Regions from separate parts of the Homo sapiens genome. Here region 1 is linked to region 2. The links are chromatin contacts, found by Hi-C or POLR2A ChIA-PET in ENCODE. All regions are on one chromosome and are shown on one strand. Each heading gives the region's core, a stretch centred on a gene start or an enhancer-like site at or near the end of the contact. The rest is flanking DNA. Distances are from core to core; before and after follow the strand shown. Region 1 overlaps SLC43A2 (solute carrier family 43 member 2). Region 2 overlaps PITPNA (phosphatidylinositol transfer protein alpha).

Region 1 (6,532 bases), core at 2,065-4,564, 51 kb before region 2:
GCAAGCCTGAAATTAGCGTGTGGAACAGACCCCTTTGGTAGCAGTCTAGTGCCAGCTCAGACCTACGAAGAATTAAAAATCTGCAAACTTCCACTATTTTCAATGTCTTAAGGGAAATAAATGCAGCATTTTTGCATTTCTGACATTTTACTTAAAACAAACAAACAAACAAACAAACAAACACCACCAAACTGGGAGGGGTGGAAAATCAGTCGCTACCACAACAACCCTATGGAGGCAGCAAATATGCAACGCGATTCTTGTATTCAGATGTTATCTTTTCTTTCGGTATCTCTAGGTAAAATCTCAAGGGTAAAATGTTAGTTGTCAACATTGAGGGTCCTGAAACCTGATTCCTCACTCAGAGGAACAGTGTGGAAAAAAAAAAAAAAGTCTGGGCGCAATGGTTCACGCCTGTCATCCCAACACTTTGAGAGGCTGAGGTGGGCAGATCGCTTGAGGTCAGGAGTTTGAGACCAGCCTGACCAACATGGTGAAACCCTGTCTCTACTAAAAATACAAAAATTACCTGGATGTCATAGCAGGTGGCTATAATCCATCCCAGCTGCTCGGGAGGCTGAGGCAGGAGAATCATTTGAACCTGGGAGGCAGAGGTTGCAGTGAGCCAGAATCGTACCATTGCACTCCAGCCTGGATGACAGAGCGAGACCATGTCTCCAAAAAAAAAAAAAAAAAAAAAGAGGAAAGAAAAAAAAATCTCTTATGAGATTTAGAATGTCTCTTCTTTTGCTCACCTTAGAGCACAGACCTACTTTGAAATTATGTTAAATGAAATATTGGAAGGGCGCGGTGGCTCATACCTGTAATCCCAGCATTTTGGGAGGCTGAGGCGGGCGGATCACTTGAGGTCAAGAGTTTGAGACCAGCCTGGCCAACATGGCTAAACCCCGTCTCTACTAAAAATACAAAAATTAGCCAGGCGTCGTGGCAGGCACCTGTAACCCTGGCTACTCGGGAGGCTGAGGCAGGAGAATTGCTTGGACCCGGGAGGTGGAGGTTGCAGTGAGCCGAGATAGCACTACTGCACTCCAGCCTGGGTGACAGAGCCAGACTCCGTCTCAAAAAAAAAAAAAAAATATATATATATATATATTCAATTAATATATAGCTTACTGTAAAAAAAAAAAAGAAAGATTAACATCCCCATAGAAAAAAAGGACAAATATAAATGATTTTTTTTTTTTTGAGACGGAGTCTTGCTCTGTCACCCAGGCTGGAGTGCAGTGGCGCAATCTCAGCTCACTGCAAGCTCTGCCTCCCAGGTTCACGCCATTCTCCCGTCTCAGCCTCCCGAGTAGCTGGGACTACAGGCGCCCGCCACCACGCCCAGCTAATTTTTTGTATTTTTAGTAGAGACGGGGTTTCACTGTGTTAGCGAGGATGGTCTCGATCTCCTGACCTCATGATCCACCCGCCTCAGCTTCCCAAAGTGCTGGGATTACAGGCGTGAGCCACCGCGCCTGGCCAAATAATTTTTTAAGTTGTAGAAAAATGTTGAAAGTCATTAGTAAAAGTTTTTTGTTTTTTTGAGACGGAGTCTAACTGTGTTGCCCAGGCTGGAGTGCAGTGGCTCAGTCTCTGCTCACTGCAACCTCTATCTCCCAAGTTCAAGCGATTCTGCTGCTTCAGCCTCCCAAGTAGCTGGGACTACAGGTGCCTGCCACCACGCCCAGCTAATTTTCTTTATTTTTGGTAGAGACAGGGTTTCACCATGTTGGCCAGGCTGGTCTTGAACTGCTGGCCTCAAGTGATCCACCTGCCTCAGCCTCCTAAAGTGCTGGGATTATAGATGTGAGCCACTGCGTCTGGCCTCAGGGTGATTTTTACCTTATTCTTTTTATACTTTGCTCCAAACATTTTGCAATGGATATGCTTTTCTTTTCTTTTTTTGAGACAGAGTCTCACTCTGTCGCCAGGCTGGAGTGCAGTGGCATGATCTTGGCTCATTGCAACCTCTGCCCCCTGGGTTCAAGCAATCCTCCTGCTTCAGCCTCCCAAGTACCTGGGACTACAGGTGCACGCCGCCACACCCGGCTAATTTTTGGTATTTTTAATAGAGATGGGGTTTCACCATGTTGGCCAGGATGGTCTCGATCTCGTGATCCGCCCACCTCAGCCTCCCAAAGTGTTGCGATTACAGGCGTGAGCCACCGCGCCCAGCCCAGGCATTGCCGTTCTAAGGAAAAGATCATAATTAAAAATACAAGATGTCAGTGTTGGTTTGAAGGCTACCTAGTGTGGTTCCCCTGAGGCACTCTACTCCCTAAGGAATGGCCCTGCTGACCAGAATAACATGTTGGGAAGAATTTTCTTGGTGCTGGTAAGAATGTTCCAGGCGGCAAGAGGCAGGGCATCAAAGGGAGCAGCTGGGAGGCCCCTGCCCTGTCCAGGCCTGAGGGCAAGGCCTCATCCATGGACAGATGGAGAGTCGGCCTCTTCCCCAGGTTCTGCTCTTCCCCATCCTGGATCTAGTGCTGGGGAGAAGACTCCAGAAGACCAGGCAGGGCCACATGGTCACCCCAGGGCCCTGTGGCTCTGTTGGTCTGTAGCCTAGGTTAGGGTTAAGGCAGGCAGGCTTGAGATTAAAAAGGTAGAAGGAAAATGCCTAGCTAGCAAGCTCTCTGCTTTTCCGGAACATTCTCTAGCTCTGTTGAAAAGTTTGAGACACTCTTTTTACCCAAAGGTGACTGCAGCAACCTACATGTTAGCCTCACCTGACCCTGCACCAAGGGAGCCAGGCTCTGGGCTTCCATTTGCCCTTCTGGTTGGGTTCCAAGCCTTCTCTGGGCCTCCCTTTTTTTTTTTTTTGAGACAGAGTCTCGTTCTGTCACCCAGGCTGGAGTGCAGTGGCATGATCTCGGCTCACTGCAACCTCTGCCTCCTGGATTCAAGCAATTCTGCCTCAGCCTCTTCCCCAGTAGCTGGGACTACAGGCACCCACCACCACGCCCAGCTAATTTTTGTATTTCTAGTAGAGACAAGGTTTCACTGTGTTGGCCAAGCTGGTCTCAAGCTCCTGACCTCATGGTCCACCTGCCTCGGCCTCCCAAAGCGTTGGGATTACAGGCGTGAGCCACCGCGCCTGGCCCCTTTCTTTCTTTCTTTCTTTGCGCCGGCTGTGCTGGCATGCCGGGCAGGAACACTTCCCTCCTTCCGCATAAGCAGAACAAATATTTGCATTCTCACTGGGGTAGATATGGCCACGGAGATGCCTTTGCTACAGTGCAGTAATGGAGCAGCCCAAATATGTGAGCTTGGGAACCGAGGCTTGTCCTTTGAACTGCAACCTACCTGGGAGGCAGGTACCCAGAGAGTAAGATTGCTCACCTGGGCGTGCCTGGGCACGTGTGAGCACATCACATTTCTTTTGTCTTCTGTTGGAAGGGATTTCTTTTCTTTTCTTTTTCTTTTTTCTTTTTTTTTTCTTTTTGAGACGGAGTCTCACTCTGTCGCCCAGGGTGGAGGGCAGTGGCGATATCTTGACTCACTGCAAGCTCTGCCTCCCAAGTTCAAGTGATTCTCCTGTCTCAGCCTCCTGAGTAGCTGGGATTACAGGTGCCCGCCATTATGCCCAGCTAATTTTTGCATTTTTGTAGAGATGGGGTTTCACCATTTTGGCCAGGCTGGTCTCGAACTCCTGACCTCAGGTGATCCGCCCACCTTGGCCTCCCAAAGTGCTGGGATTACAGGCGTGAGCCACCTCGCCCGGCCTCATTTCTTTTTTTTTTTTGAGTCTTGCTCTGTCGCCCAGGCTGGAGTGCAGTGGCACAATCTTGGCTCACTGCAACCTCCACCACCCGGGTTCAAGCAATTCTCCTGCCTCAGCCTCCCAAGTAGCTGGGATTACAGGTGCACGTCACCATGCCTGGCTAATTTTTGCATTTTTTTAGCAGGGACGGGGTTTCACCATGTTCGCCAGGCTGGTCTTGAACTCCTGATCTTGTGATCTGCCCACCTCGGCCTCCCAAAGTGCTGGGATTACAGGCGTGAGCCACCGTGCCCAGCCTCTTTTTTTTAAAACGTAGTCTTGCTCTGTTGCGCAGGCTGGAGTGCAGTGGCACGATCTCGGCTCACTGCAACCCCCGCCTGGGTTCAAGTGATTCTCCTGCCTCAGCCTCCCGAGTAGCTGGGATTACAGGCATGTTCCACCATACCTCGCTAAGTTTTTGTATTTTTGGTAGAGACGGGGTCTCACTATGTTCCCTAGGCTGGTCTGGAACTCCTGACCTCGTGATCCGCCCGCTTCGGCCTCCCAAAGTGCTGGGATGACAGGCGTGAGCCACCGCGCCTGGCCTCACTGTGACTTTTTGGTGTCCTAATGGGTATCAAGTGGTATCTCATTGTGGCTTTGATTTGAATTTCACTATGATTAATGATGTTGAGCATCTTTCCATATGCTTATTGGCCATTTGTATATCTTCTTTGGAGAAATGTCTATTCAGATCCTTTGCCCATTTAAAAAATTGGTTATTTCAAAAAATAGCTGGGCGTGGTGGCACATACCTGCAATGGGAGGTGCCGCTCGGGAGGCTGAGGTGGGAGAATGGCATGAACCCAGGAGACAGAGGTTGGAGTGGGCCGAGATCGCACCACTGCACTCCAGCCTGGGAGACAGAGCGAGACTCCATCTAAAAAAAAAAATTGGTTATTTATCTTTTTATTATTGAGATGTAGGGGTTCTTTATATGTTCTATTTTTTGTTTTTTGAATAACTGTTGGGCACTATGTTTATATATTCTAGATGCAAGCTCTTGATCTGTGATTTGTAAGAAGTTTCTCCCATTCTGTGCATTCTTTTCACTTTCTTGAACTCCTGCCCTCAAGTAATCCCGCTGCCCCAGCCTTCCAAAGTGCTGGGATGACAGGCACGAGCCACCACTCCCAGCCTGTTTTCACTTTCTTTTTTTTTTGAGATGGAGTCTCGCACTCTTGCCCAGGCTAGAGTGCAGTGGATCAATGTCAGCTCACTGCAACCTCCATCTCCCGGTTCAAGGGATTCTCCTGTCTCAGCCTCCCGAGTAGCTGGGATTACAGGCGTCCACCACCACGCCCGGCTAATTTTTTGTATTTTTAGTAGAGATAGGGTTTCCCCATGTTGGCCAGGCTGGTGTTGAACTGCTGACCTCGTGATCTGCCTGCCTCGGCCTCCCAAAGTGCGGGGATGACAGGTGTGAGCCACCGCGCCCGGCTCTCTTTTCACTTTCTTGATGCCATCCTTTGAAGCACAGAGGTTTTAAATTTTGCTGACATCCCTTACTCATTTTTAAAAGTGGGCAAAACAGGCAGCAGTGACTGCAGACAGGTATGTCGCCAAGTTCAAACTCCCTCCGCTCAGTAACAGTTAATTTGCTTGCAGGCAGGCAGGTTTGATAAAACAAAAATTATTTATTTTGGGAGGCCAAGGTGGGAGAAGAGCTTGAGGCCAGGAGTTCAAGTCTAGCCTGGGCAATATAGTGAGACCCCATCTCTACAAAAATAATTAAAGGCCGGGCGTGATGGCTGATGCCTGTAATCCCAGCACTTTGGGAGGCCAAGATAGATGGATCGCTTGAGGTCAGGAGTTCAAGACCAGCCTGGCAGCATGGTGAAACCCTATCTCTACTAACAATACAAAAATTAGCCGGGCATGGTGGTGCACACCTGTGGTCCCAGCCACACAGGACGCTGAGGCAGGAGACTCGCTTGAACTTGGGAGGTGGAGGTTGCAGAGAGCCAAGATTGCATGTCAGTGCATTCCAGCCTGGGTGACAGAGCGATACCCTGCCTCCAAAAAAAAAACCACTAGCTGGGGCATGGTGGCGTGGGCCTGTTGTCCCAGTGACTTGGGAGCTGGGGGGGGAAGATCACTTGAGCCAAGTTGGAGGCTGCAGTGAGCTATGATTGCATTACTGCACTCCCACCTGGGCAACAGAATGAGACCCTGTCTCTCTCTCTCTTTTTTTTTTTTTGACACAGAGTCTCGCTCTGTCACCCAGGCTGGAGTGCAGTGGCGCAGTGTCGGCTCACTGCAAGCTCCGCCTCCCGGGTTCAAGCCATTTTCCTGCCTCAGCCTCCCAAGTAGCTGGGATTATAGGCGCCTGCCACCACATCCGGCTAATTTTTGTATTTTTAGTAGAGACAGGGTTTCGCCATGTTTGCCAGGCTGATCTCGAATTCCTGACCTCAGGTGATCTGCCCCCCTTGTCTCTCTCTCTTTTTTTTAACTTTAAAAAGATACAGAGGCAGGGTTTCGCCATGTTGTCCAGGCTGGTCTTAAACTCTGAGGTCAAAGGCAGCACTCTGGGATTGCAGGCGTGAGCCACTGCGTCCAGCAGATCCTGTCTCTTAAAACAAGAAAAAAAGGTTGGGCGCGGTGGCTCACGCCTGTAATCCCAGCACTTTGGGAGGCCAAGGCGGGCGGATCACGAGGTCAGGAGATCCAGACCATCCTGGCTAACGTGGTGAAACCCCGTCTCTACTGAAAATACAAAAAAATTAGCCGGGTGTGGTGGCGGGCGCCTATAGTCCCAGC
Region 2 (6,346 bases), core at 3,402-5,901:
GACAAGAGAAGCTTTACTGTGTCAGCCATCTGGCTGCCCAAAGCAGAAAGCAGAGCTCCCCTGCAGTACTCTCACTCGCCCTTCTTATCGCATCAGGCCCCGCTGACTCCGCCCCGCAACACTCTCACTCGCCCTTCGTGTCCCATCAGGTCCCGCTGACTCCGCCCCGCAATACTCTCACTCGCCCTTCGTGTCCCATCAGGTCCCGCTGACTCCGCCCCGCAACACTCTCACTTGCCCTTCGTGTCCCATCAGGTCCTGCTGACTCCATCTCCTCAGCGTCTCCAACATGTCCCTTCCTTGCCACCTCTTGCCTGGATTACTACAGCAGCTTCTAACGAGTCTCCCTGCCTTTCAGTTCTCCGCACCGCTTCAAGTGTTCAGTCTGGATGGTCTGTCACTCCCAGCGCCAAAACTGCTGACGGCTTCCCTTTGCCTTCAGGACGAAGTCCGTGCTGTCTGACATAACTTATAGGACCTTTTAGCCAGCCTGGGCAACATAGCAAGACCCTGTCTCTACCAGAAAATACAAAAATGAGCCAGGCATAGTGGTGTGCACCTGTAGTCCCAGCTACTTGGGAGGCTGAGGTGGGAGGATCACCTGAGCCCAGGAAGTCAAGGCTGCCAGTGAGCCATGATCACACCACTGCACTCCAGCCTGGGCCACAGAGTGAGACCCTGTCTCAAAAAAAAAACAAAAAAATCTTTTAGGATCCAGCTTCAGGTGTCTCCTTGAATTCCCCACCTTGTACCTGCACCGGTTACTCTGAACTTGTCCCTCTTTTCTCCAGCTTTTCCCACCCCACTCCCATCTGTCTCTTAGCTTAGCCCCACTCATTGTCCCATGTGTTGGTTCATCCTGACTTTCCTCGCAGAGCCTGCCCGGTGCACTGCATGTCCCCCACTGTGTTCTCACAGCACTCCGCCACCCAGGGCCCTGTGCCCACCGCATTATGGCATGAACTTACAGTGTTGTGCTTGGCCTTGTCTAGTTACACGCCCCAGTAGACCGGAAACTCCTTGAGGGTGGGAGCCACATCTGTTTGGTTTCTCTGTGTGTCCCCCTGCCTGGACCTAGAAATACTCGCCTGAATGGGGATGGCAGTGAGTTCGTGAATCACAGAGGCCGCCCCAAGTGCTCCAGGTTAGCTCTCTGCTCTAGTTTGCTCTTCTTTCTTAGGCCTGAGGCACTAAAGCTGATGAGGTTGCCAGAGCTTGCCAAAGACTGGACAGATTATCTGTTAGAAACCAAGGACGGCTGGGCGCGGTGGCTCACGCCTGTAATCCCCGCACTTTAGGAGGCTGAGGCAGGCAGATTGCCCGAGGTCAGGAGTTCGAGACCAGCCTGGCCTACATGACAAAACCCCATCTCTACCAAAAATACAAAAATTAGCTGGGCGTGGTGGCGCATGCCTGTAGTCCCAGCTACTTAGGAGGCTGAGGAAGGAGGATTGCTGGAACCCAGGAGATGGAGGAAGCAATGAGCTGAGGTCGTGCCACTGCACTCCAGCCTGGCGACAGAGCAAGGCTCCATCTCAAAAAACAAAAACAAACAAAAAAAAGGAAAAGGAATATATGTACCATTTTCATTTTAATTTTAAAAAATCTTTCTAGGCCAGGCACGGTGGCTCACGCCACTGTAATCTCAGCACTTTGGGAGGCTGAGGCGGGCAGATCATGAGCTCAGGAGATTGAGACCATCCTGTCTAACATGGCGAAACCCTGTCTTTACTAAAAATACAAAAAATTAGCCGGGCGTGGTGGCGGGAACCTGTAGTCCCTTCTACTCGGGAGGCTGAGGCAGGAGAATCTCTTGAACCTGGGAGGAGGAGCTTGCAGTGAGCCAAGATCGAGCCACTACACTCCAGCTTGGGTGACACAGCAAGACTGTCTCAAAAAAAAAAAAAAAATTCTAAATGTTTTCCTACTCCGTCAAACCACACACCTACCAAAAAAAAAAAAAAAAGCAGGGGGCTTATACTGTACATGTTGTTCTGTAACCTGAGATAAGAATTGAGTAGAAGAGACCGGGCGCGGTGGCTCATGCCTGTAATCCCAGCACCGTGGGAGGCCAAGGTGGGTGGATCACGAGGTCAGGAGTTCAAGACCAGCCTGGCCAACATGGTGAAACCCTGTCTCTACTAAAAATACAAAAATTAGCTGGGCGTGGTGGCGCATGCCTGTAATCCCAGCTACTCAAGAGGCTGAGGCGGGAGAATCGCTTGAACTGGGACCCTGGAGGTGGAGGTTGCAGTTACCCGAGATCGCAGCACTGCACTCCAGCCTGGGCGACAAAGGGAGACTCCGTCTCAAACAAACAAACAAAAAAAAAGAATTGAGTAGAAGAAAATACTTTGTCCTGGGAGGCAAATGGTTCTAGGCCCTCCTGGCCTCTCAGAGCTGATGAAAGCAGATCAGATAATCCTGGATCCCAAACCCAAGTTAGTCGGCTAGTTACCCTGGCCCTAAACCGAGACTGGTTCATGCTTGGAGGCATCTCCTTTGTGTTTTTCTCGCACCTTGTAGTATAATGCCCTGGGCCCAGCAAGCTCTGGAAAAATGTGTAATGCTGATGGAAGGGGTGATGAGCCACAGCAGGTAGCCTGGGGTCTCTTGTGTGGTCCTGTTTCTGGTGGCTGGTGGGGCACGTCGTGGGTGTGTGTTAGGAGCCAGCCAAGGTGGGGTGTCAGGCTCTCATACGTAACTTCTCACTCCCACCAGTAACCTGCTCATTGCATGGAAACTTGCTTGTCAGCTCCCCATGAAGAAGCTGGATCTGAAAAGCCTCTTGTCTCCTTTCTCTCTACCATTTCTCTTTATACCCCTTTTTTTCCCCGCTATAGCAAAGTACCCACGTTTGTTCGAATGCTGGCCCCAGAGGGAGCCCTGAATATACACGAGAAAGCCTGGAATGCTTACCCCTACTGCAGAACCGGTGAGTGCAGCCGGGGCCACGTCGGCCAGGCAGGGGCGGGCAGCAGAGCTGTGGGTCCCACCTGCGTGTTCCGGATTAGGCCAGGGAAAGGCTCGGGCTGGGTCCCTTCCGGCTGATGGTGGGTATCAGTGCTGTGTCCAGCACAGCTTGGTGGACAGCAGGGCGAGAAGCACCGGTCGTCACGGCCTGAGAGCACAGAGCCAGTCTCTCACTTGGGGATGCTGCGATTTTGATTATTGTTATTCATTATAACATTTTAGTATATTTTTCTAGTCATTTTTATTTATTTATTTATTTTTTGGGAGATGGAGTCTCGCTCTGTTGCCCAGACTGGAGCACAGTGGCGTGATCTCGGCTCACTGCAACCTCTGGCTCCCGGGTTCAAGCAATTCTGCTGCCTCAGCCTCCCGAGTAGCTGGGACTACAGGCGCATACCGCCACGCCTGGCTAATTTTTTGTATTGTAGTAGAGACAGAGTTTCACCATGTTGCCCAGGCTGGTCTCGACCTCCTGACCTCAGGTTATCCGCCCACCTTGGCCTCCCAAAGTGCTGGGATTATAGGTGTGAGCCACTGTGCCCAGCCCAGACACATTTTCTCGAAAAATTTTAGATCATTACTATTTATTTTATTATTATTTTTTTTTTGAGATGGAGCCTGGCTCTGTTGCCTAGGCTGGAGAGCAATGGCACAATCTTGGCTCACTGCAAACTCCGCCTCCTGGGTTCAAGCGATTCTCGTGCCCCAGCCATACAAGTAGCTGGAATTACAGGCATACACCACCATGCCCGGCTAATTTTTGTATTTTTAGTAGAGACGGTGTTTCACCATGTTGGCCAGGCTGGTCTCGAACTCCTGACTTCAAGTGATCCACCTGCCTCGGCCTCCCAGAATGCTGGGATTACTAATATGATTACTAATTTTTTAATTGCTTTTTTTGTCTCACTCTGTTGTCCAGGCTGGTGTCCAGTGGCACAACCACAGCTCACTGCAGCCTTAACCTCCCAGGCTCAAGTGATCCTTCTGCCTCAGCCTCCCAAATACCTGGGACTATAGGCATATGCCATCATGTCCGGCTAGGTTTTTTTTTTTTTTTTTTTGGAGAGATGGGGTCTCACCATGTTGCCCAGGCTGGTTTCAAATTCCTGGGCTCAAGCGATCCTCCCACCTTGGCCTCCCAAAGTGCTGGCATTACAGGCATGAGCCACTGTGCCTGGCCTAAGTTTCTCATTTTTCTTCAGTGAATGGATAACATTTTCCTTGTCACTAAGGTGTCTGGTGTTTTGTTTTGTTTTGTTTTTTAATTTATAATAGCTGCATAGTATTCCATCATATGAATGAACTGTGGCTTCTGCTGAAACAGCATGTTCTGTAATTGAGGATACAGGTATAATTATTTTCTTAATCTTGGCCAGTCTCCTGCATAGAGTTTCTTGAAAGGAAAGGAAAGATTTGAACCTCCACAGAGAACTTTCTATTCTAGTCCAGACATTCTTAAATTTCTTTCGAGTGATTCAGATTCTTAGCCTTCCAAGATTCCTAGGTTTCCAGGGCCATCTAGGAATAGACCTGTTGGGAGGGCCTAAGCTGGTACTGATTCATAACCCTGGGGAGTCCTGAGAGGTCCCCTGGCACTTGTCTGTGAGGTAGGTGACCTTTCCTCCCACCAGCCTCCATGTGTGGGTACAGACAGTGTTGGGCTGCGGGGTCCTCCCACCAGCCTCTGCTGACCTGTCCTCCTGCACTTGCTTTCTTTGTTGGCACCTGGTACTCCCTAGAGTCTGATGAGTCTGGGATCCTTACGTGACGCATATCACCCTTATCCTGTGGACTTTGGGAATGACTGCAATCCAGAATACGGGGTCATTGCTCTTTCCAACCCTCAGTGGCCCCACACAGGTTCAGGGACCTTGTATCAGGAGATTTGCGGTCATTGGTGGGGTCTGGGATGTGTAACCCTTAGAGTTTTCTTGCTGTAGCTGAAGCACAGCCCTCCCTACTCCTTAAGCACTGGGCTGGAAGTTAGATTCTTGGAAATGAGGGATGCACAGATGTTCTTAAAAGACAGGGTCGGGCACGGTGGCTCATGCCTGTAATCCTAGCACTTTGAGAGGCTGAGGCAGGCGGATTACTTGAGGTCAGGAGTTCAAGACCGGCCTGGCTAACTTGGTGAAACCCCGTTTCTACTAAAAATACAAAAAGTTATCCGGGCATGGTGGTGCATGCCTGTAACCCCAGCTACTTGGGAGGCTGAGGCAGGAGAATCGCTTGAACCTGGGAGGCGGAGGTTACAGTGAGCCGAGATCGTGCCATTCCACTCCAGCTTGGACAACAAGAGCAAAACTCCGTTTATTAAAAAAAAAAAAAAAAAAAAAAAAAGGCAGTATGCAGTGTGGCTGGGTGTGTCTGGTCTAGGGCCAAAGGTGGATTTTCTTGATGTCTAAGAGAGTCGCAGTGAGCATGTGTTGCAAGTGTGGACATCTCCCTGCCTGGGGCAGGGTTCTGGGTACACAGCTTGTGCCAACTGAGAGATGCCCCTGTTCTCTGTGTCATTCTGGGAAGAGTGTTGCGGCTGACATGGGCATTTTTCTGCACGTTAAATGTTCATATATTGATCCTTGGCCAAAAGAAAAGAAAAACATAATTTCTGTATCAGCACCATGCGCTAACCAATTGCGCCACTGGAGCTCCACTGGAAAAATGTAATTTCTAAATATTTCATGGAGACAGGGAGTAGGGGAAGGAAGGTTGGTTTCCTCAGTGGGTGCTGACCTCCTATTCAGGATACACCTTCACACAGAATGGATATGTTGAATCTTAGATCTGTTTAGTTAGACACTTGCTCTTTTAAAATAAGAGATACCAGCAGGCAAGGAAGGCTACTTTCCAGTTCCCTCTGGGGGCTGATGGGAGAGAGGTTATTAGTTCAGACATCTTAGCTTGGCCTCAGTAGATCCAAGTTTGAAGGAAGATAGATGAAGGAGCATGAAGTAAAATGCCTCATGGCTTTTGGAAGGCTCTTCCTTTCTCTGAGCGGAGTGAAAACAGATTGGGACACCCTGGTAATGATCAGCTCTTGCTGTTCTTAGCTTGTTTCCCTCTCTCTTTTTCCCTTGAAGCTGATGGGATGGGCTGGAAGTGAGGAGAGGGTAAGATAGGAGTTGGTCTGTGAATGAATGAAAGTGGGAAAAGGAAAAGAAAGTTTGTTTCTCCTTCCATCTCTTCCTGGAACTATAGTCCTCGGCTGGATACAGTATCACTAAGCCATGCTTTTATTTATTTATTTTAAATTTTTTTATTTTTTGAGACAGAGTCTCATTCTGTCACCCAGGCTGGAGTACAGTGGTGCAATCTCGGCTCACTGCAACCTCCGCCTGCTAGGTTTAAGCAATTCTCCTGCCTCAGCCTCCCA

Evidence for each region. A loop is a pair of places that touch in the nucleus more often than their neighbours do. ChIA-PET counts read pairs that join two places held with the same protein, here RNA polymerase II (POLR2A). Pooled maps may share reads with other maps.
Region 1: POLR2A ChIA-PET joins it to region 2 with 10 read pairs in endothelial cell of umbilical vein. The contact joins two enhancer-like sites. A Hi-C loop is called at or near these places in 1 of 50 pooled maps. POLR2A ChIA-PET finds 5 or more read pairs at or near these places in 5 of 52 experiments (CD8-positive, alpha-beta memory T cell, H1, Panc1 and 2 more).

What each region holds. Positions count from the first base shown.
Region 1 is chr17:1,594,718-1,601,249 of GRCh38, reverse strand. The region is part of intron 5 of SLC43A2 (solute carrier family 43 member 2); the gene reads left to right. Among named protein-coding and RNA genes, the nearest start is that of SLC43A2, 31 kb to the left of the region's middle. Within about 2 kb of position 3,314, at least 6 of the 41 ENCODE cell types and tissues checked have a DNase peak (open chromatin) inside an H3K27ac peak, as active enhancers do.
Region 2 is chr17:1,544,885-1,551,230 of GRCh38, reverse strand. PITPNA (phosphatidylinositol transfer protein alpha) reads left to right here. Exons shown (of 12, transcript NM_006224.4): 4 at 2,844-2,935. Among named protein-coding and RNA genes, the nearest start is that of PITPNA, 15 kb to the left of the region's middle. RefSeq lists an enhancer at 1-604. Within about 2 kb of position 4,651, at least 2 of the 41 ENCODE cell types and tissues checked have a DNase peak (open chromatin) inside an H3K27ac peak, as active enhancers do.